Regions from separate parts of the Mus musculus genome. Here all the other regions are linked to region 1. A link is a loop called in an ENCODE intact Hi-C map of the cell type or tissue named here. Cell type or tissue: left cerebral cortex. All regions are shown on one strand. Region 1 overlaps Kctd17 (potassium channel tetramerisation domain containing 17). Region 2 overlaps Elfn2 (leucine rich repeat and fibronectin type III, extracellular 2). Region 3 holds the start of Eif3d (eukaryotic translation initiation factor 3, subunit D). Region 4 has its middle 21 kb from the start of Mir7676-2.

Region 1 (8,000 bases):
TGTGCTCTCCTACCCTCAGATGCTCTCCTACCCTCAGATGCTCTCCTACCCTCAGATGCTCTCATACTCTCAGATGCTCTCCTACCCTCAGATGCTCTCCTACCCTCAGATGCTCTCATACCCTCAGATGCTCTCATACCCTCAGATGCGGTGGTGGTGGTGGGGTTATCTGGAGAGATGGAGTTCTCAAGGAGGCAGTGGAAATGTTAGTTTAACCTCTCTGGGTCTGTGAAGGGTAGAAACAGTTGTGCCCGACTCAGTAAACACTGGGGAGGTAGAAGGGAGTTTCTCACAGCTCGGAGCTGCCTAGCCTGGGGTACACAGCTTGCTGTTCCTCTCTGCCAGAGATTTCTGTCTGTCACTCTGGGCAGTAGTCCTTGCTGGCTGTCCCTTGAGGCAGGTACTAGTTGAGCATTCATAGAGAATGCCCTCACCCCCTGGCCCCAGACCCAGTTACAGCCGCAATGCCTAGGGAAGTACAGGGGATTCTAAGTACAGGGATTCTAATGACAGCCACCGATCCCTCCCTGCTCTGCAGGCTGTGATTCGAGGTCACTGTGCTAGCATGGGGGCTTCTAGCCTGACCCCTCCTGCTCCTGACAACAGCCCACTTGCATGGTCCACGCAGGCAGGGAGTCATTGGCTGTCAGCCTTTCTGTCAGACCTCTCACTTCCTTGGACTTCTGTCCTCATGACTCTTCACCTCCAGCAGGGCAGAGTCCCTCCCTCCATCACGTGGTTTTTAGGTTTCAAAGGTTAAGTTTTGAGAGGACGTAGACACTCTGTGATGGTCCCTGAGCCTAGAGAGCCCAGTAGGCCCCTGCCCTGCAGAGACTTCCTGCAGTCCAGACTCCTGGGAGCTCTTCCCAGGTCACTGTGGGAGGAGGGGGATGGCTGGCTTGATCTCTCAGATCAGTCCCATAACACACAAACAGTGACTCCCGCTTCCCTGTGTCCCAGGTCCTGTGAAGGACCCACAAGGGCTTTACCTACCAACAGCTCTGAGTGGTAGCTGAGCTGCACAAAAGCTTGTTTACTTCTACTGAGAGTTCCCGGGCTCTGAAGGTGGAGCTTGCCTTATTTCTGTGGCTTACCGACCCTGTGACCTTGGACAGGCTGTTTCCTGTCTCCTAGCCTCAGTTTCCCCAGTTGTTCAGTGGACATGATGAAGGGATTCACTTCTAGTTCTAACAGTGCCGTCAAGAACGTGAAGAACCCGGCTCAGGCCTGGGACTTAGCGTGTGCTCAATAAACCAGGGCACACAGTGGGTAGCCTCGGCCCTCCCTGTTGTATTCTAGGGCACAGTCCCTGTGAGCCTTCTCTCTTGATGCCCAGAACATCTCCAGGTTGTGAACTAGCCAGTATGACAGGTAGTCCTGGGTCACAAACTCATCACTACCAGGGAAAACGGGGTTGGCTGAGGAGTCACATCTCAGCCTCTTACTTGGGGACCAAGGGGGGGAAAATGTTCCTTTTTTTTTGTTTGGGTCTCCTATAGCTCAGGCTAGCCTCAAACTTCTTACGTAGGCAAGGATGTCCTTGAACTTTTGGTACTCCTGCTTCTACCCACCATGTGCTAGGATTACAAGGGTTTGTCACACTCATGGTTTGTCTGGCACTGGGGATCGAACCCAGGGCTTTGTGAGTGCTAGTCAGCTCCTCTACCCACTGAGCAAATCCCTAGGCCTGAAATGTCAACTCTTTCTTGACCCTTGAACTCATGGACCCTTACGTGCCCAAGTGACTAGAGCAGGAAGTAGGTCTGGGGACAAGGAGAACAAGCCTGGGGACAGTAAAGGTGACTGTATTGCTCTGTGCCCCAGGGGTCCTGGAGGAAGCAGAGTTCTACAACATTGGTCCTCTGATTCGAATCATCAAAGACAGGATGGAGGAGAAAGACTACACAGTGGCCCAGGTTTGGAGAGAGGAAGCAGGGCCAGTGGAGGGAGGGGGAGGGGATGAAGGGAGGGGGAGGGGGAGGGGAATGATGGGTGAGGGAGAGGCCGAGCTGCCTGACAAGGGAGGCCTCCCAGACTGCTTAGCACAGCCCCAGCCTGGCTCTACACTGCTGGGGTTTTACCTCTGCCTGGCTTCTGCTGTGTGTGACCAAGGGTTATCATGCCCTTGTCTTCCTCTATGGGAAGCAGAGATGCTCAGAGTTGCCTAGCTACCCATGCTCACAAGATGGTATCAGTAGCAGCCCAGCCCCCCACACACACCCGGCCACACAGCATGGGTAAATATCCACTTCATGGAATCAGGCCATCCCCGGGTAGGTACTCACTCAGGGCTAGCATTTCAGAGCTCAGGCCTCAGGCCTTTGAGGGATGGGGTGAGACATCACCTCCCAGCCACGGGGACTAAGGAGGTGAGGGCCTGACTCCACTGATAACCCAGAATGTCTCCTGTCTTCAATCTTGTGCCACCCATATTCCACACGTGGCTCTGCCACCCTTGAACTGGTGACCCTAGGCATGTCCCTGAACCTTTCTGAGACTCTCAGTATAAAATTTTGTAATCCGTAAGGGTCTCAGAAGGAGTGAGTCCCGTACGCGAAGCATCTGGCACATAGTAGGTGTTCAGGGCATGGTTCCCATACGCGAAGCATCTGGCACATAGTAGGTGTTCAGAGCATGGTTCCCTCCTTTCCCATCTAACGTTCCTGCCCTCCCTCTATGTTATGGGCTGGGGAAGGAGCAGCCGAGTGCCTGGTGACCTTGGACATGCCCTCCATGTGAGCGTCTTACCCACAGGTGCCACCTAAGCATGTATACCGAGTGCTGCAGTGCCAAGAGGAGGAGCTCACACAGATGGTATCCACTATGTCCGACGGCTGGCGCTTCGAGCAGGTGGGCTGGGCACAAGGGACACCCTAAGCCTGTCCTTTCTAGCCTCCAGCCCCTCCCCAAGCCCTGTGGTCCTCGAGTGGGACTAAGCAAGACTACAAAAGTACCTGCTGGTCACAGGTGGGCTGGGAAGGAACGAGGCAGGGAACCCTTGCTACTGGGCATCCTGGTCACTGGGGATCTGCACAGCAGCCAGTCTCTGGTCCTCAGGGACAGCTCAGGTGTAGGAGATCAGAACCAGAGTTGAGTAGATTTCCTGTCATGCCCCAGGCCTGACCTCCAGGGTCTCATGACACAACCTGCATAGGGCTAAACATCCCTCTTTCCTGGAAGCCCCAGGTGGTGGCTTCCCACGTGTGACTAGCCAGGCCCCCAGGCCATATGTAGGGCACCATGGGAGAGTACTGTTATCAGCCACGCTATGCATCTTAGGATACTAGGGGCGCAGAGGCCCAATATGAACTCAAGTTCTAAACAGCCTTGAGAGTGAGAGAAGAGTTGAGCTAGCCCACAATGTACCTAGCTTGCCAACTTCTACTGCATGGAAACTGGAAAAGGCTGGCCTTCCAGGATAGCCATTATAAGGAAGACCAACCAGCCAACTGGGACGGGAGGATACCCTCTCTTCCAGCGCTGCCCTCTTGTCAGTCCTCTGACTGCTCCTCCCCCAGCCTCTGCAGCCTGGGATGTGAGCTCACCGGTACCTCCTTTATAAGGCCTTTGTGACAGTGAGAAGAGCCATCAGGAAAGGTTCTAGTTTGGGACAGGACTCTACCCATCAGCACCAGTGTCACACCATTCAAAGAGGCCACATCCACAGTCCAGACATGGAGCCAGGAAGTCAGTGTCACCCTCAGTTGCATAGTCTCGAAACACCTAGAAATGATGTGTGTGAGTCTGTAAGACTCCAGGGAAGAAGTGGTGGGCTCTGGAACTTGGTCCCTAGCCTGCCTCTTGCCACTGGGGTCCTCTGATAGTCTACTGTCTCTCCTGCCCTCTGCTGGCAGAGAGGGTAATGTTTTTCTTTGCCCGCTGAGTTGGTCCCAAGAACTCGCATCTCTTCACAGTTTTGTCAGAAGGGCCATACAGACAGGACACCGTTGAACAAAGGAGGCCTTTGATCTGAGAAGCGAGATGGGGGGAGGGGGAGAGGCACTGAGCAGTTGCTCTAAGAGACTAGGCCAGCAGGTCAGGGGCCACCAGTCTGGGTCCTGTAGCCTGGGGAGTTGGCTGCTTCTTCTGGAAATAAAAGGAATATTCCATAGGCTCTGCTCTGCCAACCCTAGCCTGCAAGCCTAGTCCTGAAGCTGCTGCAGCAATGTCAGGGTGAGGGGGGCCCCACTTGTTTCAGGAAGTGGCACCCGGTTGTAGGGTATAGCTGGGGGGGGGTGATACTACTCTCTGTTTCGGGGTCAGGTTCAGCCATGCTTGGGGAGGTGTGGGTGGAGACCAAGGAGCCTGCCTTCCTAGGCTCTGTGCCTCTGGGAGACCAGGAGCTTCCTGCACAGGCTGGTGCCTGTGTCTCTCCTGCCCCCCACCCCACCCTTCATCCCCGTCCTATTGGTGTCTCACTCCAGCTGGTGAACATCGGCTCCTCCTACAACTATGGGAGTGAGGACCAGGCCGAGTTCCTGTGTGTGGTGTCTAAGGAGCTCCACAGCTCCCCACACGGCCTGAGCTCCGAGTCCACTCGCAAGGCCAAGGTGAGTCCCTGCCCTGTGCGAAGAAGGCACCCCCCTCCCCCATTCTGCTGCTTCCTCCTCCCTCCTGCCACACCCACATAACACTCATGGTCATGGTCACAGCCAACACCATCCATCCCACGCCACCACAGTCCAGTCAGCTCACACCCTTGGCCCAGGCTGGGGAGCAGACAGGCAGGACCATTGCAAGGCTCCAGACAGAGCGAGCTTGATGCTGCTTTTCAATCACGTGGCATCAAAAGGGGTCACGTGGGCAGCTGTTGAGGCACGAAGTAGAGCACACTGAAGCAGGGGCACACTGTGGCATGCCGCTGTATATGACCTCCGGCAGGTCTCTCTTCTCGCATCTTTTGCTGGATTCTCTGTGAAGGGAGTGGTGGGTCACACGCTCTGGTGATTCCAGGCTGGAACTCCTGGGTTCCCATAGGTTGCTGTATTTCCCAGGGACTGGTGACCGCCTGGTCACTCATCAGCCTAGGTCAAGATATCCTAGCCTTCTCCAGGCTTTTTGGGTAGCCTGCTTGAAAGGTGTCAGGAGCCCTCTGGGCTCCGGCCTAGGCAGCCAGTTCCCAAGAGCACAATTGACGGGCAGCCCGTGGGAGGAATTGAGTAGGGTCCTGCCCTCTTGGGCCTGCGGTAGGGCCATCAAAGAAGAAGGCATGCTTCAGGTTGGGAAGGTGGGAGCTATGCCCATGTGCTGGAGTCGTAGGAACTCCGGCTCCCTGTGTGTTCCTCTTCCCACTCCCCAAGCCAGTGGCTGGCTCCTCCCTGCAAGAATGCAGGGTGCCCTGCTGCACTGACCCCCTCCCTGTGTCACCAACCTGGCCCAGGCTGCCAGACACTGTTGCTGGCATCTAGATCTGGCTGGTGACTGCCCTGGGACAACCTTGGCTTCCTGCTCTGGACCCATCCTTCCAAAGTAAGGCCTTTCCAGGAGCCGGCGGGCTCCTCTTCCAGCCGTCCCCTTAGCCGGCTCTCTAACAGCAGCCTGGCTGGGCTCTAAGCCTTCCCTCTGGGCTAGGGAAGACCCACCAACTGCTTTGGCTGCAGCCCTCCCTCTCCCAGAGGTCCCTTTCATCCTGCCTGCCCCTCAGTCCTGAGGTCGGGGGTCCCTGCGGACAGCCGCCCGCAGCCCCGCCCCCTCGTCAGTGTCTCCACTCTCTCTTCCCTGGTCGGCGGCGGGTGCACAGAGCACGGACGAGCAGCTGGAGGAGCAGCGGCGGCAGGAGGTGGAGGAGGTGGAGGTGGCCCAGGTGCAGGTGGAGGCGGATGCCCAGGAGAAAGGTGCAGCCCGCCCCCAAGAGGACGATTGCTAATGACAGCCCGGGCCTCCCGCCCTCTCCCTGCTGGAGCAGCTGCCGCCGGGAACTGCGGGGGCGGGCCACCAGGGTTAGCTCAGCGCCTGGCGCCTCGCCCATAACCATCCCTCTCTCACTTTCTCTTGCAGCCCTGTCATCTCAGGATCCCGCTAACCTTTTCTCCCTCCCACCACCGCCTCCTCCTCCTCCGCTTCCTGCTGGAGGTCCTGCTTCATCTTCATCCACCTCCTCTTCCTCCTGGATCTCATCTGCACCCTGCCTCTTCCCTCTCTGCCCCTGCCCAGGTTTCCTCTCCGCCTGCTCCCGTCTCCACCCTGGGGCTGCCCTAGTCCCAGTCTCCCGCGCCCTCTCCCCAAGCCCCCTCGCCCTGCATCCCCAAGCATCCTGCCTGCCGCCTCCTTCGCCCCTTCCAGCCCCTCCTGCCTCCTGGCCTGGGGAGGAGGGGCGTGGCCGCATCTGCTCTTTGTCCTCCAACCCAGCAGAGCACCTCTGAGGCTGGCCTTGGCCACAGGCCCCACTCTTCCCACTTGCCTCCTCACGTTTCCTCCTTGCAGGTCCCTGTCCGCACCCTCCCAGACCCAAGCCTGAGCTTGCAGTGAGAGCTCCTCGGCCCCGCGCCCGCCCCCAGAGCTGCCGCCCCTGGTTTGTAGCCTGGCAGAGCTGGAGGGAGGGGCGGAAGCAAGGAGGGTGCTCGTCTTTTGTCTTTGGACTCGAGCCGACTTTTTTTTTGGCTGATTCTCTCCAAAGTCTCTCAACTTATCTGGTCCTTGGGGTGAGGCCCTGAGAGCTGACATGAGTCCAGAGGTGGAGACTCTCACACTCCAGCACTGAGGCCAGGCTGGGGAGGGGAGGACCAGCCCTGTGCCTCTGCCCCACCCCGCATGCCTAGAAGATCGTGCAGCACTGCATGTGGGTTCTGTGTCCCCCTAGTTCTGCGGAGTGGGTGGACAGGCCATATGTGGTGTCCCTTGGCTGAGGAGTTGGCAAGAGCCTACCAAGGATTGTAGTGTGGCAGAAAAAAACAAAGCCTGCTCTCTGACTGGCTGACTATAGCCTTCAGTCAGCCTTAGCTCCCTGTGTGACCTTGGGCAAGTCACCGCCTCTCTCTGGGCCACGGTTGGATTCTAAGATGGGGGCGGACAGCTGTTTCCAGTGACCCCTTTTTGCCTGGGACAGCAGAGATCTGCCTCTCCCATTCCTGCCCTGCCACCAGGCTGCCACCACCAGCCCAAGACCTCAGCTTCTCCCCCCCTCGGTTCTGACTCCACCTTCTTTGGGCCTCAGCCCCACCCCTCCTCCAGAGCCAGCCTGGGACTCACTTGCCTTTCTCTCTCCCTCCCTCCCCCACTCTCCCCAACTTTCCTGTCCCGGCATTACCCTGTCCTCACCACCCCCCCAACCCTGGATCTCTGACCCCCTTTCCTCTTCCTCTGTCCCCCCCCCCTCTTATTTTCTAGCTATTACAAGCCAGAGGCACCCGGATGTGAGCCCCCAGATCACCTCCAGGGACTTGGGGTTCCGATCTGAAATCCTTTATTTTTGTACCACGGGGTGGGCCCCTGGCCCGAGGAGGAAGACAAGCCCTCTACCTTGTCAGTGCTGCCTGCATCTGCCGGGCTGAGACTCACTCCTGCCTTGGGGCCCAGGCCTGGGGCCCTCTGGGACCTTGGAAGGCCTGACATGGGTCCTGGGGTCTCCAGGCAGAGACGCCAAGGCCAAACTGTGGCACTACCTACCCATATCTTCCAGGCCCTTTTGTCCCCTCACCTGGGCGCCCTTGCTGCATGGCGGATACACTCCCTCCCAGTCCCATCATAGCACCTCTTAGAGCCTCAGTCTCTATGGCACCATAGGGTCATCCTCTCCTCCCACCTACCTCACAGGGTTGTTGTGAGAATCAGGGAGGATCATGGGGTTCCTGGGAGCCCTGAGTGTGTTGGGGCTACAATCATTACCTTCTTAGGGGAAGGGCTCTAGCCCCGCCCCTGTATGGGACACTATGGCCTCAGATACTGGTGGGGGACAATGTGAGGACTTTGCCAGGCAGGAAGGAAGTTACAGGCTTAACAGCACCTTGGCCACCACTTCTCTGTGCCACCGTGTGTTTGGCAGCAGAGTACAGTGTCCAGGG
Region 2 (8,000 bases), 280 kb after region 1:
AAAGGACTCCCCCCCCAAACACCTAGGCCCACTCATGGAAGAGCACTTCCCCCCCAAACACCCAGGCCCACCCATGGAAGAGCACTTCCCCCCCAAACACCCAGGCCCACCCATGGAAGAGTACTCCCCCCCCAGACACCCAGGCCCACCCATGGAAGAGTACTCCCCCCCCCAGACACCCAGGCCCACCCATGGAAGAGCACTTCCCCCTCTTTGCTACTCCTCCACCACACTTTCTCCCCCACAGAAGCCCCTTCTGAGACCTGCACACCTCAGTGTGCCTCAGCCCTCCACGTGGAGACCACCACACCTTAGAGACAGCATCTTTCTCTGCTTAGCAACCACCAACACAGCCCAGTGAGCCAGCCTCCTCCCTGTCTCCTCCTCTCTCCATGGAGACCACAATGCCACAGCAACTGCCGTCACTCAGCGCCCGCCCCACTTGCCTGGACAACAGCTCCCTCCACGTGGCCACCACCAACACAGCCTTGCTGACATTGACAGCCCTCTCCTCTCCAGGGCAGCCACCAAGCACAGTTAGGCTGGACTGGTGCCGCCTGCCTGCCTGCCTGCCTGCGGCCTCCTAGAGTGTCACACTGTTCTCCCTGCCACCTCTAGAATTCAATGAGAGGATCAGACCCCACACTCATGCATAACCAGCATCTCGCCTCTCACCTTGACCCTTCCTCAGCCTGCACTCTAGTGAAAAGCTCCCACTGGAGAGAAAAGAGGCTTTCCCAGAGGTTGACCAGACTCCCAGCAGATACAGGTATCCTCTGCACAGGCCAGCAGTAGTCGGCCTCTAAGCTACCAGGGGTTGGAAGTGGGGGGTTTCTGCTCACCCTCTGTGAAGACTGTCCCAGCCCCCAATAGCCTGCCACTTTGACAACAGCCTCTGAGGCCTTGGGGAGAGGGAGCCAGGAAGAGGCCAAGTTAGGGTGCCCATGGCTGGGGGCAGGGTCTGGGGAAGGGACCCACGGCAGGCTGAAGCTGGGTTAGATCACGGGTTTGCAAGGCCAGGTCATGTGAGCTGTGCTCACACACAGCCACACACTCACAGTCATAAGGACCCTGTCCTTACCAGATGTCTGCCGGCAAAGGGGGCCCCTGAAGCCAGTGAGGCTCTGTCCCTGACCCCGGTCTCAAAGAAGGGCTTAGGCAGCCCCGGAAGCAGCGGTGGCAATAAGGTCTTGGGTCCTGGCCCAGCACAGCAGTCCTCCTCAGTCCTCCGCTCTGCCAGGAGGCAAGGGGGAGAGAGGGAGGGAGGAGAGGAAGAGAGGGAGGGGGCAGCAGGAGGAGGGAGGAGGGAAAATGCTGAAGTCTTGAAGGGTACACTCACTTCTTTCTTAGGTTTCCCATGGCAACAGCATATACCACAAATGATATCAGTGTGAGAGAGAAGAGGCTGAGGGAAGGGAGGGGTGGAGGGAAAGGGAGAGAGATGGAGGCAGATCTAGAGACAGAGCTGGAGGGCCGTGGCAGCTGGGAGATGGCAGGGGCCTTGTGGGGAGGTCTGGGGGGAGAGACCGAGATAAAGAGATATGGAGAGAGAGACAGAAAGATGAGGGGAGAGATGGAGAGAGACTGAAGAGGATGAAGACAGGAGAAAGAGAGATGGAGGGAGATGGAAAGAGATGGACTGAGATGAAGAGAAGTCAGAGAGATGAAAGGAGAGATAGATGGAGAGAGAGAGATAGCCGGAGAGATGGAGGCAGAGAAGTGTGGGAGGAGATGGAGAGAGACCAAGATAGAGAGGTGGGGAGAGAGATGAAGAGGCACAGAGATACTGTGAGAGATAGAGAGGAAGACGGGAAAGAAGGAGTAGGGATAAGTGGGGTGAAGGATGGAGCAATATGGCAAACTGGTGAGAGACAGAAGAGAGCCTGCCAGTGGGGGAGGAGCCCGGGAGGGTTAGGGCCTCAGGACAGATAGGCAGACTGGGAACTCTCCAAGGTATAGCATAGAGTTTAGGGGCAGAGCGGGAGGCCAGGGGCCATCAGACATCTTTGAAGTCAGAGGGCAGAAGTGATTAATGGATGATCAACGTTGATCAATAGATGGGTAGATCTTCTGGGAACAGAGGGACTCCAGCTCAGCCACAGGGTCCCTGACTCTCCCAAGTCCCCTCACTCACAGGCACTGCCACACAGTTACACACCCACAGTAATGCTCAGGACCCACACATATAGCGTTCACCTCACCTGAGTGCCCACCTGTGCCACCCTCCTGCCGGTCCTCCAAATCACCAGCAACGCCCAGTCCCTCTCATCAACTGGAGCCACACCCTGTCCACAGCCAGGAAGGATGAGCCCTGACCCTGTGAGCCCCCTCTCATTCAGAATTCCACATGACAGACACACACCCCTTGCCCAGTCCTGCCCTGCCCTGTCAGTCTCCCACCATGGGCTTACTTACACCTGTCTGCTCTCTACCTGCACAGGCACAATGGGGACAGGGATAGCGGGGTCCAAGCTCTGCCTCCGAATGTATACACACGTGTTGTGCACACTCACAGGGCCCCCGTTGCCTGTCTGCTCCCACATCCTCCATCAGCCCAGATGGCACTCCCAGACCTCCCACGCAGGCAGGGGCTCACACCTCACCCCCTCACCAGTGCCATTCACAAACATATGTAGACCTACCCAGAACTGGCAGCCTTCGCACTCAGAACATAAACACTGAAGCCCTGCCTGCCTGGGTTCCCTCATCCCCACACAGAGGCAGAAAGGGTGAACAAGGGTGGAAACTGAGAGAATGACTCTCAACCCTAGCGGAGGCCCACTGAGACCCTTGGCCAGCGAGGGCTGCAACCCTCCCATGCGGCACACTCTAGACACACACCCACACGGTGCACCCAGACAGAACCAACACGCCCACAGAGCCTGGACAGGGGGAGAGCCCCTACATAGGCATACGTCCCAACACACAGCCCCACAGCTGTGTCAACACGCCTGGGGACTCTGCAGAGACACACATCAGCACACCCACAGACACACACTAGCCCCCTACTGCGGGCTGCTCACACATTCAGACTTGCCAAAGGCACCCAGACAAACACGCCCCCGTGCACAGGACACCCTACAGAGTTTCACACGCCAACACATACATGTCCCCAAGCCTGCCCACACAGGGAACCCCTCCCAGGCATGGGGACCAATGCACACCTGCCACACTACCCCAGGACACTGGATCATGCCTGCACCCTCTGCAGTATACCCCAGGGGGTGCACGCTAGATCTCCGTCTGAGCAGGGCACGCTCCTGCCCCACCAACGCGCCGGCCTCGCTGCGTTCCTACCCCCATCCTTATCCTCACCCCCACCCCCACCCGGACCCGCCTCCGCCGGCGGCTCTTCATCCTGCGCACCGAGCCGAGCCCAGAGCCCGTGAAATTGGCTGCGAGAGCGTCAGCGGCTGCGGCTGCAAATTCTAAGCACAGGGAAGTAAGGCGGAAAGCGGCGGCCGAGCCGGGGGCGGGCGACGCCGGGCGGGGACCCGCAGCCGCACGATGAGACTGAGGCGGCGGGGCCCCGCGGGACCAGCTCGGGCCGACCGGATACACACCTCCTCTGGGACGCCTTCCTGGCTCTGAACCCCTTTGCGCAGTCTCAGGCCCAGCTTGGTCTAGGAGCTGATGCTCTGTCCAAGGTGCTGGGGCAGTCCCTCTCCAGCTCTGCCTCCAAGGCCTGGCTTTACTGGCTGTGCTACCTCAAATCCAGGACGGCAGACAGCATCCTCTTAATCATCTGCACAAGAGTGATGCCACCAAAGGGCGTCTAGGGACTATGTGAGGGGCTCACAGAATCCGTGCAGAACAGCAGCCGGGGCAAGCTAAAGATTGTCAGTCTGTATCCACCTGTATCACCCGAGGCAGGGCTCTGCCCTGAGTTCAGGCCCCTCGGGAGAACCAGGACGGCCTTGCTGCTTACCCATAGCCTGGAAAGAGTCCTAGAAACCCGAAGGAACATGTAACAGTCCCCCCCCCCCAGATCCCCGCAACACTGTCATCCCACTGCAAACATGAATGAGTTGATTGTTAAGGAAAGCATCAGAGTGGGGTCCCTAGACCCTCTCAGGGTCCTGTGAAACCAAAGTCATGTCAAGCAGGACCTAAGAGCCTGCATTTTAGCAAACACTAGAGATCAGCATACTCGGTGCATGCTTTCTCAACCCGGCCTGTATGGTCGACCCCCCAAACCACAAGTCTAGACTTGTCTTCTCAAAAATCCGCTCCGTGCTTCCCTACCTCCGTGGCCCTGGCCCACACATGCTTTCTCCACCTGGTCGGGCTCCCACTCCCACCCTCAGAGGCTGGCAGTCAAAATCCTCTAGCCAAAATTAAACAAGGAAAAAAAGAAAAGACTCTCTCATGCTTCTCTGGCACAGAGCAGGTGCCGGCTCAAGGGAGCTCTAGATTGCCCAGAACAGAAGGCAGCCCAGCCTCCACCAGCCAGCCTGGGGCTCCACAGCACCTGCCTCCAGCCTCCAGCACCAGCCCTTCCTAGTCAGAGCACTCACTAATGAAGACCAGCTGTCACGAAAGCCCTACTGTGTGCCAGAGGTTTAGGACTCCTCTCCAGAGGCACTTGTCTGAGCCCCGGGCCTGCTGTTCTCCCTGGGTGAACAGCATACATCTGTGAGCACCATGTGAACGGGAGCAGCATCAACCAGCGTCGGGTAGATGGAAGATGTGTTTGATGAGCAGTTGCTGAGGACCATGGGGTTTGGCAGGCAGTTGGGAGAGACAAACCAGAAACAGCTCAGCGAGCAAGCAGATCTGTGAAACACACCCCTCCGCCTGCCCAGGGCATGAGAAGGGCAGGGAAGAGAGGCAAGCAGGTCCTAGTCTCTCTCTGTCCAAGACCCCAGAAGGACGGTAGTGGGGGAAAGATGTTACTCAGGAAACTGAGTCAAGTCTGAGGCTTGGGGCTGTCTCAGAGCAGACAGATCACCAGCTCTTGGGAGTCGCTTCCCATAGTCCTCTAAAGAGAGGGGGTGACAGGAAGGATGGGCCTTGTCCTCTCTGTGCGCAAGACATAACCCAAACCCAGTGGGTAGACTGTAACTCCTGGACCCTCTTCACTTAACGAACCGGCTCCCACACAATTCAGAAGATGAGACGTTCAGGCTGAAAAGAGCAGAAAGTATGGGCTAACATGCGTGCGTACACACACAAACACACACACACACACACACACACAGCCAAATACCCACAAACACAATATCGGAGGCACCATGGAAGGTCAGAATCAGAGAACTTTCTTCAGGAAAAGAAAGTAGGACAGGGGAGCAAGACCAGGGGGCTCCCCCAGTGTCTCCTCCTGCAGGTCTATCCTTGCAACCATCACACAAGTCACCCCCACCTACTGTTCCCCATATGGCCAGGTCCCTCTCCTCATTTACAAATGAGTGGCACACACCTTGAGAGGACCCTAGTGACAGACAGGACACCCAAAGATAAAAGGACCCAGGCCCAGTTGGCAAGGAGTTTAGAAAAGAATGGAGCTTGTCTTAGAGTCTGCCTTTGAAGTTCCAGTCCTAATTGCCCATCTGTGCAGCCCTGGGCTGGTCTACAACCTCTCTGTGCCTTGTCTGTGGGATGAAGTATTCCTATTGCTCTCACTATGCAAGGATTCTGTGGGACTAAGCAAGAGCCAAAGACAAGTTATAGATTGTACCCCAAACCAGGCCTTAAGGCAGGGGCTGAAGGGACCTCTCCCTAATGTTCTCAGTGTTGCAACTGTATTGGCCACTGCTCTCCAAAGCCAACCCCTTCCTGTGGCTTGCCCAGGTGTCCCTGCAGTCCTCAAGACCTCCCGAGGGCCTCCCCAGCAGCTGTGTGCAGGGCTGAGCTGAAGGCAAGGGCACTCTACTATCCTGAGCCCACAGACAGTATCCCCAGCCGCAGTGTCAGAACCTCTGCCCTGGGTAGTCACTGAGCCAGGAGGAGGTTAATTTGATCAGGGATCGCCTGGGACAGCTGGAGGCAGATGTGTGAGTTAGCCTTCTATAGACTGTTCTCACACAAGCAGTCTGACAGGAGGTACGGAGTCTCAAACTCCTCCTACCTACAGAGCCTATGTCACACACAACTGGGAGCAACAGAGGTGGCCCTAACACTCCTGACAGCCATGGGATGAGAAGAGGGCCATCCTGAAGAGAGAGCATGAGGATTCAGAGCCCCTGAAGAGAATCTGTGACAGATGAGTGTGCCCATCTCCATACAAATCTGTGAGAGCGGCAGCCAGTAACCTTTGAAGCCACCTGCCAACCTGATTCAACCCACCCTGTGTGTCACATACGGTCCCTTTCCCTGGTGACCTGATGTTTTCCTTGCAGCCACACTGTGGAGGGGGGAAAAATGCATTGACCTCAGTTTCCCTGAGGGATGTGACAGCAGCCAGCCCACCCACCTAAAGGACTACTTCGAGGACCCCAGAAAAGAAGGGAAGCAACATCTTTGCAGAGTTCGACTCAAACCAAAACAGCAGGGGGTGCTGGAGGGGAGGGGTGTTCTAAGGAACAGAAAGAGAGATCTGGCACAGACTGAGCTCCACCCCAGGTGCCAGACACCAAAAGGCCCGCTGTGGTTCCTGGGACCCCCATTCTTCACTTCTAGCCTCCTCCACAAGTGACAGATGAAGGTCCAGGCAGGAAAGTAGCAAAACTCAAAAACGCAAAACTCAGAAAACGGCAAATTGAGATTAGAATCTGAGGCGCCATGCTCCCTCGAAGTGTGCCCAGGCGTCCACATAAATGTATGCAAACAAGGTATGTGCCCAAGGTCTTCGAGCTGCCAGCACAGACGGGAGAGACTCAGAGGCCAGGGGATATCATGAGTGAGAGGATGAGGTGCATCCTTGGGGAGCAACCTCCTTAAAAAATGAACGACCACACCTCCTCAGACCACCAGGAAACGCGGACCCCTTGCAAGAGACCTCTTGCTCTTGCTCCATCCCCTGCTCCTCTTCTTCCTCCTCCCAAGGGGCATAAACACACTCAACCCCACACATGCACAGTGATATCACATGCCCCGGCCCATAAGGGTGGCCCTCACATTGCTGTCCCTGTGACGTCACCAATAGCCTGAAGCTGATGTCACACCCCAAGGTTCTCACTGACATCACACACACACACACACACACACACACACACACACACACACACACACACACACACACTTCTTTCTCCCGGTGTCTTACTCTTCTTTTCCTGCCTGAAGGCTGGTGGCCCAGAGGTCCCCCTGTCCACCATGCATGACAAGAGGGTCCACAGATAGCTAAGACAGCAGCAATGTGCGTTCATCCACATACCAGACAACATTGACACGCATGTGCAAGCCCACTGTTGATCTAGACATAACATGTCCCACAGGTGTCCACAGGGTACAGAAACAGTTAGAGCCAAGCACACACACACACACACACACACACACACACACACACACAGAGGCAAACATGCCTAGCCCTCGTGATGCAGCTCCGGGTGTTGAGATGCCCCTCCTCCGTCAGCGAAGCCAACAGCCAGGGCTGCAGCTTCTACTACATTCCTCCAGGTACTGCCGAGCAGCTGCCCCTTCCCCCAGCTTCTCCTCCCACAGCCTGGCCTGCTGACAGTGACATCCGCAGCCGGACACAGGAGCACGCGCGCACACACATGCACGCGCACTCAGCACACACAGGCGCACACACACACCCCAGTTCAACACCTGTATCTCTCAACAAGGAGCCAGCTGCAGGGTAAGAAGAGTCCAGAGCCCTGGGAAGTACCCTTAAGTACCACATGTATCCAGATCTGGCTGAGATTCTGAGCAGTGTCCCCGGCTCATTCTCCTTGGTCATGCCTGACACACCGAGGCCTGGCAGCCTCTATCCTCCTCCACACAATCTCCCCAAGTACGCAGATTCAGAGAGAGAGAGAGAGAGAGAGAGAGGGAGAGAGAGAGAGAGAGAGAGAGAGAGAGAGAGAGACGCACACAGGCACATACAGACACACAGACAC
Region 3 (8,000 bases), 460 kb before region 1:
TCTCAGTGAGAGCTGAGTGTGGGCTGCCAGCCGTGGCCTACCTGTGCGAATCTCATCCGGTTCCGCTGGTAGGCGGTCTTCTGTGTCCGTGCCGTGTCCACCAGCTGGAAGCTTGTCTCATCCTCCTCATGGAAATATGCATACTGACTTCCCCCACCGAACTGAGAGGAATACTTGTCTGCAGGCAAAGGTGACAGTGTGTGCTAAGTGCTACCTACACAGTGAGTGTCGTGCTCATGGTGCATGCCAGGCTTCGACCCCACTCGCCTAAGTGTGCTCCTGACCTGAAGCACTGGCCAGAAGCTTGTGAGATGGGTAGACTCACCGCCCCTGCCCAGACCTGACAGATGGGAACCTGTATTTAAACATGCTCTCAGGTGATTCATGATTCACACTCACATTTAAGGTTTAAGAGCTTGGGTCTAAACAACTTACCAAGAGCCCAAGGATGCCACTACCCCGCTGTACCTCTGCGTGGTCATGTAAGAATCTGAGCTGTACCACCACCCCAGCCATCACCCAGAGCTGCGGACACAGCCTTCCACCCCGACAGCCTCTTTTGGACCTCATCCACTTTAACTTGGTACTCTAGGCAGCCACTTCCAAACATCTAACTGGCACCAGGGAAAGCGGCCTCCCTTACCAGAACCTTAAAACTAAGGCTCAGAGCCGAGAGTCCATGGATTGATGGCTCCAGAAGTCCCAAGCAACAGAATGCAAAGTAGCTTTCAGGAATCTCTGGCCATCCTGGGACTAAAAATCATGGTTTGTGTACACTCTATTCCAGAATATACTTCCAATAACTACCATTACCATTTCCTTTCCTTTCTAAAAACCTTTCATGTGGGGCTTACTGAAAAAAGTAATGAGCTTCCCAAGACCCAGATGTGGACGGGCCGCCGAGGACCACTTACTTGTGTACCTCTTGTCCTGGTATGTGGCCCCTGTCCAGTCTGCAACCTGTGAGGGACAAGGAAGACAACAGGTCAGGCGAGTAGACTTCTGCTGACATCGACAGCGACAAAAGGCATCAGTGTCGCCTCTGATGCTCTGCACGTGGCTACCCTGGCTCTGACTCATTCTGGAGGTCAGGGCCTTCCTTAGGTGGTAGCCCCAAAGGAAGGATATCCATCAAGAGACTAGAAAGGCAGTGGGGAACTGTGGAGTAGCTGCCCCAGCTGAAGGGACCCAATACCTTTCCCAGCCGATCTCCTTTGCTGAATGGCTGGTAGGGCATATCCCGAAATTGCTCAGGAACGGCACAGGGACCCCAGCCTGAGGGGTTGTCCTGGATCACAGGTGTCATGAACTTCGCCATCTTCTAAAACCTGTGAACACAAGCAGTGTGAGAAGTTTCAGAAGGAAGGCCGCCAAGTTCCAAACACTCCACCCTCCACTGAAGCTGCACTGCAGAGGTGCACCCTGGCTCTCGAGCACTGTGGACAGGGTTTTCCTGTAAACTGTTCAAAGAACACTCAAAACGCAGAACCCTGCCAACACCAGCGACATTTTCCTATGTCTCACTGATTCTAGGACAGGTTCTTTGGTGAACATCTTTGCAATGAAGCTGTGCCTTTCCTTGATGGGGTGTCCCGTCTTTCTCAGTAGAACATATGATAAAGGTGTCTTCAATTATTCAAGGAGGTAAGAGTAGTGAATTCCCCGAAACACCTTCACCAAAGCACCCAACAGCAAATGTCTCTAAACCCAGTCTCCATCAGAGGGCCTCGGTCAAAGTCTTGGTGATTGTCACCCTGCACAATTACCACTCAGTTACACAAAGGCACCGGCACACAGTGCTTTAAAGACCCTCGGGCTGCTGAGATGGTGCCACAAGTAAAGGTGGAACCAAAGTGGAAAGTGAGAACAGACCCCCACACGTGGCCTTCTCCAGCAGAATGCCACAGCACAAACTCCCACACACGTGCATACACAGACAGCAACAACAAAATCCTAAAAATAAAGGACTAAAACCAACCAAACAAGACCATCCCCTGAACCCTCAATCAGACCCCACCCTTCCAATTTTCCATCAGCACAAGTCCTGTACAGTGCATGCAGCCAAGCAAAAGGACCATTGGTGACCAAGGTGGTCACAAACTTCAGAGCAAAAGCGGCCGAGTGTCAAATGTCCATACGCAGGAGCACCAGGACACTGTTCTGACCGCTTACAGCACACGCGCTCACTAAACCCTTCGGACAATCCCGTGGGGCCAGTCCCATTTTCTGGGTAAGAAAATTTGAACACAGGCAGTGTAGCTTTGGCCCCGCAGTATATAGTATATACCACAGCTCATTTTAGGAAAGTAAAAGCTAATAGCTGTATAATCCAGGGGCTTGCTGGACACTTCCCATCAAAAACCAAAGCAAACAACAAAAGGAAAAAAAAAAAACCCATGCATTGACCACACACAAGAAACCTGAAATTGTCCACCATTAGAGCTCAGTAGCCTCTCCTCCTCCTCTGACACACGGAAGCTGGTGATACTTAGGTGACACGGACAAGAGTAAACCCAGGAGCTTCACCCTCCAAATATGAACGTATGCTAAGTTGTAGGAAGAACACGGGGTTGTGGGAGAGAGGGTGAGGTGGTGGTGGTGGGGTGTGGTGGCCTTCAAACAGCTGACATGAAGTAAGAGGCCCCAGGATGTTGGGGTGCTGTGCTGGACGCTTTACCACCGACTGCTACCACACACCCCATCTTTGAGACACAAAGCTAGCTCTGCTAACTTAAGGAGTCCATCTGCCCATCCCTTCAAAAAGTTTCCAAGGCTGTCTACTTAGGCCCGACCTCCTTCTGGTTATACTGTGGGTAGCTGGCAGCCTGACCACCTGGGGCTTTAAGCCATACCCAACAGGCTGCCCCCAAAGCAACTGTAAACTTGAGTTGTCACAAGTTCAAGATGGCTCAAGGCCTGATGTGCATCATCATCTATCTCCCTGGATGGACAGGGTTTGGTCCTTCGGCTACTGCACACGTGAATCAGAAAGAAAGCAGTAGGGGAAAAGTAAAACGGCGCGACAGCTGTATTGGCCACAATACAGTGTGGGTCACTGGGGACACTACAGGTGGGGGCCATTAACTCCTGGGCTCCGTTTCCGATCAGAGCTGGAACCTACTCTCAGCCCCCCATTTCGGAGCACAGAAACAATCTGTTCGAACCCCTAGAGGAGGCTACGTCGCCCCACAACCCACCCCACGGCGCTGAGCAGAGCGCCGAGCGAGGGATCCACACACAAGGTCCGGTGTCCTGCATTCTGAGTCGTGCCTGGGACCACCGGGGGCCAATTCCCGCCCCGCCCAGCGGAGGGGCACAGGCGACAGGACGTAAAGGAAGGCTCTTCCGGGAGCTCCCGAAGCCACGTCTAGCCCAGGCTGGCTCGCGAGGTCCGCAGGGTCCCACGAAACAAGCCGCTCACCTGCAAAAGCCTTCACGGGCCCGGATGGCGACAGATGGCCCGGGGAAAAAACTGCGATTGCCGGGATACTCCGAGGAGTCAAGGCAGGAGGGAAGATGCGCGCGCAGGGGCCGGTGCCGTAAACGGCGACCAGCGCTGTCGTAAATGGCCCTACCACTTCCTTCTTAGTCAGCGGAAAAATGTCAAGCCGTAAAGTGAGACACAACCGGAAGTGTGTCACAGCTCTCGGCTTTAAAAAAAAAAAAAAAAAAAATCCTCGTTCGCCCCTGAGGTGCCAGACACAAGTGAGGGGATTACGTCAGTGGCGTCTGGGGACGCCCGGAGAGGTTCAGAACTGAATCGTGGTCACGCTCGGGGCCAGAGAAGCCGGGGCGGGGAGTCGGAGCTGTCCCCGCGGTGTCCCATAATGCTTCGCGCCAGGCTCGCCTCCTCTGCCTCCCACAATGCCCCGCCGCGCTCGCTGGCCCCAGCGTGGTCGTCGGTCTGGCTGATCGTTATCTGGAGAGTGGCCCGGCGCGTTTCGTGTGCTTGTCACTTGTGGCCCCAACGCAGGGTGGCAAATGACCTGCCTAGTCCGGGTTGCTAGAGCTTCGGGGTGCCCGCTAGGACTCAAACCTTTGTCCCACAGGTCACAAGCGTCTTTCAACGGAGATTTCTGGTCGCTATTTTTTAAAGCAGATTTAGAGTGCCTCGCTCTAAATCGATATTCAGATCGGGGCTATCCAAGCTACGTCTTAATTGATCATCACAGTTCACAGGGTGCGGGTCAGTGTGACCTCTTGGCGTCTTCCACCCCCTGCAGCCGTCTGGAAAGAGACTCGGGATGGGCGTTTTTTAAAAAGCTGGTCCCTTCTGCCTGCTGTTTATGTTTCCTTGATAGTTTCTCAGCAGATCTCCTTGATTAGAAAATACATCTTTAAAAAAAGAAAAAAAAAAAACATCTTAGATACATGTGGTGTCCAGGGTCAGCCAAGTGTAGTTTTATGGCCTTCATATCTGACATCTCTCTCCCCTCCTCCCTTAATGAAACTGGAAATGCTAGATAATAAATTGTAAAATAAATGGTTGTCAAAGGACATTTCCACATTCGGGTCCTTACCGTGGATACCACTGGGATGAATTTGATCAGGTGATTTGGCCTCTACCTGTGTTGGAAATGGTAATGTTGGTGGGATTACCCATTTCACTAATTTACCAATGAGCTTGCCTTCCCGTTTCCCCAATTTGTGTTCTCAGGATTTGGTGGGTCCTGCTGGGTCCTCGTCATTAACTTAAATTTCCCACCACATTGGGACTAGCCTGTCTGTGTTGTAACTTCAGCCGTACCTGAGTGCTGTCTGCCCTCATAGTACCATCTCCCTCATTGTTCGAACCATTCATACTCCCAGTGGGTTGCTCCTCAGGATGCTCAAAGCTCTTCCCACACTTCCGAGGGAAGATGTGGCCTGACATCTCCCTGCCCTTCTGAACAACCTCTGCTCTGGCCACCACGACCCTGCTCTCATTCCTCTCCCAGCAGGTCCCACACTTGCTGTACTTTCTGCCCCAAAGGTTTACTGTCACTGTCTGGGTCCTATTGTGTGTGTGTGTGTGTGTGTGTGTTTGTTTGTATGTCTTTAAGAGTTAGTTGCAGCATGTTCTGGGATCCCTCTACTCTGAAACTGAAGGGGAGGGATCATAACGACAGAAGCTGGTGAAGTTGGAGATTGTGAGAAAAGTCACTTGCTTTGAAAACAGCCATCCTTCGGACTTAAACAGTTGTTAAGCAAGTTCTCACTGAATTGTCCAGCTGATCCTGAGCTCCCAACACCTGAAAACTTGAGACAGAAGGATTGCTGCAAATGGGAGGTCAGCCTGGGCAGACCTGAAGCTAGCCTGGGCTCCATAGCAAGAGCCCAGATCAGTAGAAAATCAAAATGCCTTAAAATATAAAGAGGCATGTATCTTTGCTGAACTGCTCCCATCATGCCTCTCTCCTTTCCCCTTTCTTTTTGCAGTGGCTCCCAGAGGCCATCTGCTACAGCTTGTCGTTGGAGTTTAGTCATCTTTCCCCTGTTGTGGCCCAGCTGTTCTGCTCTCTCAGATGGAGAGCGATTTGGAGGGTCCTGCCTCATTCTCTGCTCACCGCGCAGCTTGTTCTCTCATGAGGGTCCCTGCCACCTCTCCCCCCCAACTACAATTCTGCAGTTCTGTGTCACTCTTGTGGGGTGGCATTTTTCTAGAGTGTGCCCAAGAAGTGTTTTGTGGACCTAAGGCGGTTAGAACCTGCTTTTAGAGACAGGAAATAACAAAAAAGACTCACCTACATCCCTCCTGGGTTTGATTCCCAGCACCCAGGCATGTTGGTATATACTGGTAATCTCAGCACCCAGGAAGTAGAGATAGGGAGATCAGAAGTTAAGGCCATTTTCAGACTGAGGTTCAAGGCCAGCCTGGGCTATATGAGATCCTGTCTCAAGCCAAAGTTTACATTCTTGTCAGAAAGTTGGAAACTGGGGCCTCTTTTAGCAAAAGGTTTTTCACAGTCTGTCTAGCTTGGAAAGGCACAAAATCTCCTTGAGAAATTGAGTAAAGAACTCATTATGGCTCATAATGGTTAAGGCTAGCATAGGGATTTATGTTTCAAAGCCTCGAGTTTTATGATTACATCATTCTATTTATTTATTTATTTATTTATTTATTTATTTATTTATTTATTTATTTTGAGGCAGGGTCTCAATTCGTATCTTTGGCCAGCCCAGATTTTGCTATGTAGACCAAAATGACCTCCTGTTTATGGAGATTCACCTGCCTGTGCCTCCTGGGTGCTGGGATCAAAGACATGTGCCACACACTAGCACAGCTTAACAGGCTTTAGTATAAACCTTACGCTTGGCCAAAAGGCATGAGAGGCAGACCCTCCCTGTACCTGCTCCGTCAGGGTTTCTTCTAGCAAATGAGAGAGGTGTGCTTCATCCCCTCGGGGTGTTCTGTGTGAAATGAGAGGAAGACTGGCGTGGAAGGGAAGGTGTCTCCTAAGAAGTGACATTTGGGGGTCAGAGAAATGGCTCAACTGCTCTCTCTGAGTACCCAGGTTTGGTTCGAAGTACCCAGATAGTGGCTCACAACCAGTTGTAGGGGATCCAGTGCTCTTTTCTGGCATTTGTGGATAGCAGACATGGAAGTGGTGCATGGACAGACATGCGGGCAAAGCATCTATACATATTAAAAATATTTTAAAAAGTGACGTTTGACCAGGAGCGGAAAGCAGGCAAACAAGGCAGGTGTCTACTCTCGATCCTATCGTCTCCCAGTGTCTTGTCCTTTTGACATTTGTATTACCCGAGTACTTACTTGATTCGTGTTTCTGGCAGTACATGGAACCTTAGGCACAGAGTGTGCACTTAATAAGGATTTGTTGACTAAGTAAAGAAATGAAAGGACTGGAGACAGCAGGCAAGAAGATATTCTCTCTGCATGGCTAAGAGTCCCCCCCCCCCCTTGCATTAGGATCTCATGTTTAACGCTGGGCAGAGCTGATTCTTGTTTCAGAGAACTCCCATGCTGATGGAAGTAAACTGTAAGAGCCTGCTAGGCCCTCCTATGCATTCCTACAAGTCACATCTGGAAGTGAGAGGCCCCAGCCTGTGCTATACTGTTCTGTTCTGATAAAACATCTGTCTAGATAAGGGAAGTGCATGTTCTAATGGAACCCACAGTGCCGTAGAGAGGGATATAACATTTACCGAGTGCTGACTGTATTCCAGTCAAGGTGCTAAGTGCTTTCCACAAATGACTTTTAAAATGACCGTTCTGTGAGTTTTCTAATAGATGGAGAAGGAGGCTCTGAGCGTTTGGGTAGGTAGCTCACAGAGCAGGCATCAGATGCAGGATTAGACAGTGGTTTTTATGGACTCTAAATCTCCCAGGTGGTGTGGTGGAGGAGACCTTCCCTGGGTGGTGTGGTTCTTATCTCTGTGCCCTCTGCCTTTCACTTTCTCCCTCCCACACATAGACTCTTCACTGTGAACAATTCCAGTGACTTCTATGGGCTGGGCTCAGGGGCTGCAATTCAATGGGAAGGGAACTCTGGGGTTTCCGTAGGAGTGTCCTATGGGTGGCATGCATGTGTCACCTGTGGAAGAAGACATTCTGGCATGTCTAGGGGCTGATTCAACTCCTGTAGTCCAGGCTGGCCTTGAACTTGTAATCCTCTTGCCTCAGGCCTCCAGAGTGCTGAGATGATGTGTGTGAGCGATCATGCCTGGCTCTTGCTTTGAAATTTGTATTTAAAATGCTAACTGGTGCATAGCAGTTGTCTAACCGTGGCCTTTATTATGACATCTCTACACATGCACACGAGCACACATCGATCAGATCACATTCATTCCCGATGCTCTTTCTTATTGCCCTCCTTCCTCCCTCTTGCCCCCACACTCCGGCATCACATACAGAGTTCAAGAAACCAGAGCTCAGTTTTGGAATAGAAGAATGCTGACAGGCTTCTGAGGCTGCACAGTGGTTAGTGGGTAATGCAGTTTCCAGCTCTGAGGTTGCCAGTACCTACAGGAGTCCCCTGACCACTCAAAGCCTAGGCTGC
Region 4 (8,000 bases), 66 kb before region 1:
CCTGTGTCATGGAGATCCTGTAGTTTTGGATCTGCAGAACTGGCCCCTTCATGCACTCCTGCATTTCACCAGTGGGGTAGATGTAGGGATTGTCCAGGTCAAAGCTTTGGATCTGGGCCTGAGAGGTATCTGAGCTGGTCATCTCTCCACTTCTTCCACACCTGCACAATAGTGGTGTGGGGTGAGCTCTCCAGCCCCCCCACACCACCAAGGTCTGTTAGACATCATGGGAACAGAGTCCTAGGAGGTGCTAGAGGAAGAGGAATTAAAGAAACAGCAAGTGAGGAGGAGGAGGAGGCCAACAAGGAGGCAAGACCAGGATACAGAGAGATGTGGTGGCCTACACTGTGCCATGACAGTCAGCAGAAACAGACCATGAAACCCTGCCAGGAGCCGTCTGGGAGAAGCTGAAAAAGAGCAGGTGATCTTCCTGAGATGGTTCTGCCATGGACTGTAAATCTCTGATGGTTTCGCTGCTCTAGGCAAGGTGTGTGTGTGTGTATGCGTGCGTGCGTGCGTGTGTGCGTGTGTGTGTGTGTGTGTGTGTGTGTGTGTGTGTGTGTGTGTGTGTGTGTGTGTGAGACTAGGTATTAGCCCACCCTTCTGAGCAGATCTCTGCAGAACAACGAAGATGTCTGTCTTTTAGTGATGCCATATAGACAAATTGATGGCTTTTTAATTCTTAATGATAATCCTATAAGAATTCCTAAAATTGTATTAGTAATTATTAAGATCTTTTATAATAGGGCTGCTATCATGTCCTTTATGATGTCAAAACTACACTGAGAACCCTGCCAGTCTTTAGTGTCATGAGTTTATTGTCCCTGAGATAGCAAGCAGGCATCTACAACTCAGAGCACGTTCCAAGAGGTTATAAAACAATTAACCAAAAGTCATGAAAAGGGAACTAATGATTTACTATAGGTGCAAGGAGAGATGATAAGATATTGACTGGGTTTTATCTGTACAAACTTCAACTTAGTTATGGTCTTTAACGCTCCATAAACCTGTTGAGCTTGTGACAAATAATGAATGTTCAGCCAGATAATTACTCTAAATGGATATGCATGTCAACATCCCCTGTTGTAAACTTCTTATTCAATCGATGATTTGACTTTATGTGTAAACTTGTGGTAGCTTTTTACCATGTGGTCATGTTTTCTGAAAGACCTGTAAGTGCTGAGGGAAAAGAAAGGGAAGATTCTTTTTTTTTTTTTTTTTTAAAGAGAGAATCTTTTCTTAGAGAACTTCCTTGGAGAACTTGTCACATATAGTCCTTAGAAATAAAGATTAAAATCACTTTCTCAAAGTGTCCCTTTTTCTTCTTGAGACTTCGAGTAGTAGGCTGGGAATTAGAGCCTCACAGTTCCTGTGGAGATAGAACAGGGCTACTCCACTTAATCTCCTTCTGTTTCACTGTGGTATGATGCCAGAGACTGGCAGGTTTCTGGTCTCAGAGGAACACAGACAGCCAGGTCAGCTACCATAGCAAACTGACTTAGATTTAAGACAGGTAAACATTTTTTATTATTATTATTAAATAGCAACCCTCAATATCTCACAAGACCAAGTCTTGCCCCCACCAATGCTCTTCCCCCTTGGCTACCTTCAAGAGAGAACAAGAAAGATGAATAGACAGGGCTGACCCCCAGTAAAAACCCATTGATTCTAGGTGCCCCGCAAAGCTAGAGATGGTGCGGTGAGCTAGGGGACAGGAGGAAACAGATCTGCCATTTGGAGAGACAGGGAAAGAGAACACTTGAGAGCACACAGACACGCATGCGCGAGAAGCACCCACACACATAAAGATAAACACATTTCTAAATTTAAAAGGTAAAAGCTAAGCAAGAATCTTTCTGATGTTTTCAGTTTAATGCTCAGTTTGATTCCCTGACATCTTGGAAGCTTTCTTAGCGGGGGAAACTGCTGGGCTCCCCAGAACACCACGTGACTTGGACACACACCCTTGAGAGGTGAATGTCCTTAGCCAGGGCTCATTAAAGCAGCGGCTCTCAACCTTCTTGATGCTGTGACCCTTCAATACTGTCCCTCATGTTGCGACCCTCAACCATAAAATTATTTTTGTTGCTGTTTCATAACTGTAATCTTGCTACTGTTATAAATTGTAATGTAAATATCTGCGGTTTATGGCAGCCTTAGGTGATCCCTATGAAAGGGTCATTTGACCCCAAAAGGGTCACAACCTACAGGTCGAGGGCTACTGCTCTAGAAAGACAAGCAAATAGAAAAGAAGGAGAGGAAATGGTGTCTGGGGGATTACTTTACGTGATTATGGACCCTGCAAAGCCTCAGCGGGCTCTCTTCAAGCTGGAGACACTGGGATTTCCTATCTTGGCTCAATACACATTTAAACACGTCCTGTAATGTTCAATCTAGACTCACAGGCTGGGACTAGGAGGTCTATTCCTATAAATCCTGCAGTTGGGACTGAAGGGGTTTTTGTAAAGGTGTGGTATCTCAGGGCAGCAGAAAGAGTGTCCCTGCTCCAGGAGAGGGAAAGATGTCTGTCCTCTGCCTTTTGTTCTTCTATCTGGGGTTCCAGCCTATTGGATGGTGGCTGCCCACAAGGGTGGATCATCCCAGACTCAATCCACTGACACGACAGTCTCCTCTGGAAACCCCCTCCCAGATACACCAGAAATGAAGCTTCCTAGATGGTCCCCAGTCCAGCCACATTGACACCATGGCAAGTATGGCTTTTAATATCTCCCAAGAGTGATGAGAACAACTCATCTGTGCCCACACATCAGCTGCAGGTGCCTTCTGAGAGAGATGGCTACTCCTTCCCTCTGCCTGTTAAGTCTGAGTCAAAAGCAGCCCACAGGGGAACGAGACAGGCCTCTAAGGAAGAGACTGTGAGAAACCTCTGCCATCTGGAAGAGATCTCAGAAGGGAACCTCGGTCATCCCTAGTGGACATTCAAACCTGGATAGAGAGGAGGTCTGTGTGGAGATCTCAACAGAACAGTGCCTGAGGAGTGGGGAGAGTTTCAAGGACTTGGGCCTTTCTCCTGGTTTCTAACTTGAATCCTGAATTGGGGCCTGGGGGAGGGGGTGCCCACCAAATCCCAAAGATGTGGTGGAAAGAAAGATAGAAAAAGCCAAAGGCATTTTTAAAACCACATATGGTCCGGAGAGATGGCTTGTGGGTAAAGCACTTCCTGCTGCTGAAGAGGACCTACATTTAGTTCCCTGTACACAGCTACCTGAGACACCAGCTTGAAGGGGTCTGACCTTCTTTTAGCCTCCAGAGGCACCAGCGTTCACATGCACAAATGCCACCTCCCATGCACACACATGCACATACATACATCTGTGTGTATGTGTTCTGTTTTCTAAAATAAAATGTGTTGCGTTTGTAATCAGATTTGTTTGTTTGTTTGTTTGTTTGAAGACAAGGGTCTCACTACAAAACCCTGGATGTCCTAGAACTCTCTATGCAGACCAGGGCTGGCCTTGAAATCACAGAAATCAGTCTGTCTGCCTCTCAAGAGCTAGAGCTAAAGGTGTGGCACCACTATCCATGACTTGTAATTAGATTTTTTAAAGAAAGCTATTAAAGATTCCTTGGTAGAAGAATGGATCAGGTAATTCCCTCTAGGGCAGTTACTTTGGTAAACCTCAAGCTTTCGGGGGCAGGGAGTGGGGGACAGTGGATCCTGGGGCCACCTCAAACCCCTATCTGAGGGGCCAGTTTTCTCCCCTCTGCAGCCCACTGAGGTTTGATCGGAATGGTGCTGCCACCTAGAGGTCAGCACCCTGCATTACTTCAACTCTGCGGCGTCAGACCCTCCCGCTGCAGATCTCTGAAGCCTTTGAAGTCTGGTGGTCAAGACAAGGAAAGAGCAAGCAGAATGAGCTGTGCGGGTGCATCTATGCAGAGCTCAGGGCCAAACGGAAACTCGGACCTCTTGTGCAAACATTGCAAGGAATTGCAAAACCCTAACTGTAGATAGAACATTAAACCTAGTGTGGACAGGTCCAGAGGTGGTGAGTTATCTCAACCGATTGCTCACAGTCAGTTAAAGATAGAACTCCATGTTCTACCCTCCCCCTTTTAACTAGTGCACTTGGTTAGTCTAAAAAGAAGAGGAGGAGGAGGGGGGATGAGGAGGAAGAGGAGGAAAAAGTAGTGTGAGGCTGTCCCTTCTTGCACACTTGTATTTGGGTGGACGCTAACAATGAATGCCTCTGTTGTGTTAATATCCAGATGTGAACAGACACACATGTTGGTGTACATGCCACAGTATTGCACACCTGTTTGTAAGAGCCACTATACCTCTGTTTAGCTACCGCAGCGACAGTGTGTATATATGTCCCTGTGTGCCACATAGTGCTCGTGATGAGAGCAAGCCTCAGTGTTCTGGAATGTAGGTCCTATGTCTCTGACTGGGACAGCTGGGGGACAGCAAGACACAGAAGTGCCATTATCTGCACTCAGACAAGTGGAACTTTGGCATGGCCTCTGGCAGCATGAGAGTGTATTCCCAGCAAGCCCAAATTCCAACTAAACAGCCAGTCCAAGGCAGATCCATGCTACTGGGGGCTGAGCATCTTACTCCAGCCAACACCGGGCACATGCTCCTGACCTCTTTTCCAGAGCCTTAGCTGACAAGGCTTGAATTGGACATTCCTTCCTTTGTCCCTCCCAGCTGGGCATGGACCAACTGCTATTCAGAGGGTCCAAGAACCTGAAAGCCATTCCTTTGAAATAGAACCAACAGAAACAGAACCACAGCTTCATAGCAGCCAGCAAATACAGATGACCTGACCACATTTGTCCCCAGAGTCCCCACTCTCCCCTTCTATACCCCCATTCATCCATTCAAAGGTCCAGCCAATCAAAAGGAGAAGTGAGTCACTTCCTCCCCTTTGTCAGTAATATTAAATCAAAAGGCCAGGAGGCCATTGTTTTTTGCCTCAATGGATCAAGCTGGTAGGTACAATGAACTCATCATACCAAAGTCCCAGGGCACCAGGTATGATGGCTAATCTTGACAACTTGACTGCATCTAAGATCGCCATGGAAATGAACCTATGAGCGTGTCAATGAGAGATGATCTAGATTGGGGTGATCAATGTATGAAGACTAATTAGCAGTGGTACCATCCTATAGGCTGGGGCCGTGGCCTGAATAAACAGGAGAGAGTACACTAAGCACTCACACTCAGCTCTGCTTCCTTCCCTGGGACTCTCAACAATTGGATTATGGCCACCCACAGAGGTGGACCTTCCCCAACCGCTTCCTGCCTGTGGATGCACTGTGGACAGCTGCCTCCTGCTCTGCATGCAGGTTTCCCTGGTCATGCTGGACTGTGCTCCCTGGAACTGTAAGCCCATGGAAACACTTCCTCTTGAGTTGTGGTCCAGGATTTTGTCACAGCACCAGACAAGTCACTACAAATCGTTCCTCTGACCTTAAGGAACAGCTACACTTCCAAGGCAGGATAGTGGGGCTCTCTCTGACTTAACCCTGAGCACAGCAAGGTCTCCTGAAGTCATCTGGGGGGCGGCCCAGGACTTTTTATGCTTTCCTATCTCCCCTGCAAGTGAAATAAGTCACTTTCTTTCTTTCTTTCTTTCTTTCTTTCTTTCTTTCTTTCTTTCTTTCTTTCTTCCTTCCTTCCTTCCTTTCTTTCTTTCTTTCTTTCTTTTTGTTTTTTTGTTTTTTGTTGTTGTTGTCTTTCAAGACAAGGTTTCTCTGTGTAGCCCTGGCTGTCCTGGAACTCACTTTGTAGACCAGGCTGGCCTCAAACTTAGAAATCTGCCTGCCTCTGTCTCCCAAGTGCTGGGATTAAAAGTGTGTGCCACCACCGCCCGGCTGTAAGTCACTTTCTTTAGCCCTTTTCTGATTATGGAGCAACCCTCTGTTGGCTCCCTGGAAGTTCTCTATTTTATAAAATGAAATGCTGCCTGGTTCTAGACTAAAAATAAATAAATCAAGTCAACCAGCACATTGAAATCCCGTCATGTTGCCCTCTGACAGTAATCACTGGATAAAACCCATTCTTCCCCACAAAGTCACGTGCAATTGTTTTTCTTTGGTTCATCTCCTTTCACTTTCCACATTCCAGAAAACTTCACAGAGCCCCCGAGCCACAGGCACCCACACTGTCCCCATGAGGACAGCTAAGCAGAGTTGCCAGGATCAGAGAGGTGGTTCCTGAGACCAGCTCCCATCCAGCCCTCCTAGTGGATGGCTCACAGATGTTCAGGCTCTGACCACTTCCCAGAGCCCCTCTGGAAACTGTGCCAGCCGCAGCTGGTAATTTGCTGAAGGATACATTCTATCATCTTCCTTCCCTCTGCCTCTCCACTCCCCATGGCAGCACCTGAAAACGGCTCCTAAGTAAACCCTTTATAGAAGCCCAAGTCCCAGAGTCAGCTTGGAAGTGACCCACCTTGGAGACAGTCCTCTGATGCTGGTCTCAAAGGCTCTGTCCTTTGAGCTCTGTTAGAGGCTAATCTGGGGGGGGGGTGCTGTTTGTTCCCTTGTTTGTTTGATTTAAAGGTTTGGACAGAACAGGTTGTGAATGATGGCTGGGTAGACAGAGGCTCAGGGGGATTTCAAATCCTTTAACAATGTCCATTACTATACGTGTGGTGTGTGGGTAGGGGCAGAGGTATCTGCAGTCACCCACAGAACAAGGAGACCTCTTCACAATTGGAGACTTTAGAGGGGAGGGGCTTCTGAGCTTAGAGGGGCGGAGTCTCTGAGTGTACCAGACTGGTGACAGTATTAAAAGGTATAAGCAGCCATAATTTCAGTCGTTATCCCTGATGTGCCACCCTGCTTCGGAGCTGCTAGCTGCGCACAGTAGGCTTTGCTAACTTACCCCACTCCCCGGGGCAGTCTTGCTGATTTACTACCTCCATGCTCAGCCATCTGGCAAAGGACCAGTCAGCCAAGAGTGGACAATGTGTCCCCTGAAGGCAAAGCTATGTCCAGAGCCACCCTGGGGTGCAATCTCTAACCCCATAGATGCCTGTCACCTCTCCTCAGCATCTCCTGAAAGCCTCTCTTAATGAGTTCAAGAGCAATAGCCTGTGGGGAATACGGAGTCTGCTGTGTACTTCTCCACGACCTGCTCCGATCAGTCACTGCTCAGCCACTGCACTGGGGGCTCCTGTGAGCGAGGTCTTTGACTCTCCTGTGTACAGGAACCTGAGGTCAGCTGAGCCCAGTCCTGACTGGGCCTCACTGCCTACCTACTCCACAATAGTTAGTGAAAACTTTAAGGTCTCCTAGAGGTCACCCTAGAAAGTTCAAAGGCCTAGATTTGACTCCACATCTCTGTCTCCCTCTTTCCTACCTCTCTGTGTCTGGACTGCAGCAATCCATTTCTCTCTGTATGTGTGCCTCAATTTCCCCATTCGTTTATAGAGTATTTCTTAAGACTTCTATTCTTTACCTCTTTGTCCCTTCATGACTTCTCCACCATAGTCCGTGATGTCTTATACTCCAGCACCTAGCGACTGTTACTCTGATTGTCCTTGTGGCCTGGCCTGGCTCTGACCCAAATCTCACCAAATTCATCTACAATGCCTCTTCCTCCTCCCCCTCTTCCTCCTCCTCCTCTATCACCAGCTTGGAAAGATCTCTGGCACTTCCTTATCTGGAAGAATTTAAGAACTCTTTGTAAACAAGAAAATCTCCATGTGAACTTCCTCCTCTGTACTCTGGCTGGACAAACCTTCTAGAAGCCCTATCCATACCTACCTGAATTCCTGAGAAAACCGCAGTTTGCACTTCAGTGGAGTGAGGCAGCATGGTGGCCAAGGCAGGGGTTTCAGTTAGACCGTCTGGCCTGAATCCCAGCTCCAGTGTGTATTATGTGTCAAGGGATAAAATTACACCCATTCGATTTTAAAATCTTAAAGAGCTTTATATTTATTTTCTTTCTCTTTTCTGTTTATTTTATTTTGCTTTTTTGTTTTGTTTCGGTTTTTTTTATGAGGGCCTTATGAGCCCAGATTGCC

Evidence for each region. A loop is a pair of places that touch in the nucleus more often than their neighbours do. Peaks named below come from ENCODE experiments on the same cell type or tissue, not always from the same donor. Only the 100,000 strongest peaks of a DNase experiment are listed, where the experiment ranks them.
Region 2: a loop joins it to region 1, with 3 times the contacts of the local background. A loop is called at or near these places in 2 of 42 quality-filtered maps.
Region 3: it touches region 1 in a loop (4-fold over the local background); 6 of 42 quality-filtered maps call a loop at or near these places.
Region 4: a loop joins it to region 1, with 2.5 times the contacts of the local background. A loop is called at or near these places in 22 of 42 quality-filtered maps.

Annotation. Positions count from the first base shown.
Region 1 is chr15:78,431,161-78,439,160 of GRCm38, forward strand. It overlaps Kctd17 (potassium channel tetramerisation domain containing 17), which reads left to right. Exons shown (of 8, transcript NM_001289671.1): 3 at 1,825-1,916; 4 at 2,755-2,850; 5 at 4,425-4,550; 6 at 5,998-6,072; 7 at 6,424-6,511; 8 at 7,327-8,000. The coding sequence ends at 6,468. Among named protein-coding and RNA genes, the nearest start is that of Kctd17, 6.6 kb to the left of the region's middle. In left cerebral cortex, CTCF peaks have their summits at 3,845 (motif pointing left) and 5,859; DNase peaks (open chromatin) are centred at 3,883, 4,458, 4,722, 5,253 and 3 more places; H3K27ac peaks cover 4,177 bases.
Region 2 is chr15:78,709,545-78,717,544 of GRCm38, forward strand. All of the region lies in intron 1 of Elfn2 (leucine rich repeat and fibronectin type III, extracellular 2), which reads right to left. Among named protein-coding and RNA genes, the nearest start is that of Elfn2, 5.2 kb to the right of the region's middle. In left cerebral cortex, CTCF peaks have their summits at 3,210 and 6,491 (motif pointing right); DNase peaks (open chromatin) are centred at 431, 1,340, 1,710, 2,610 and 8 more places; H3K4me3 peaks cover 7,144 bases; H3K27ac peaks cover 6,580 bases.
Region 3 is chr15:77,967,262-77,975,261 of GRCm38, forward strand. It overlaps Eif3d (eukaryotic translation initiation factor 3, subunit D), which reads right to left and starts at 3,563. Exons shown (of 15, transcript NM_018749.2): 1 at 3,422-3,563; 2 at 1,196-1,328; 3 at 915-960; 4 at 42-178. The coding sequence starts at 1,318. In left cerebral cortex, no CTCF peak of the experiment used is centred here; DNase peaks (open chromatin) are centred at 3,567 and 3,808; H3K4me3 peaks cover 2,152 bases; H3K27ac peaks cover 1,452 bases.
Region 4 is chr15:78,365,254-78,373,253 of GRCm38, forward strand. No RefSeq gene overlaps it. Among named protein-coding and RNA genes, the nearest start is that of Mir7676-2, 21 kb to the left of the region's middle. In left cerebral cortex, a CTCF peak has its summit at 3,773 (motif pointing left); DNase peaks (open chromatin) are centred at 1,841, 2,285, 2,783, 3,810 and 1 more place; H3K27ac peaks cover 2,377 bases.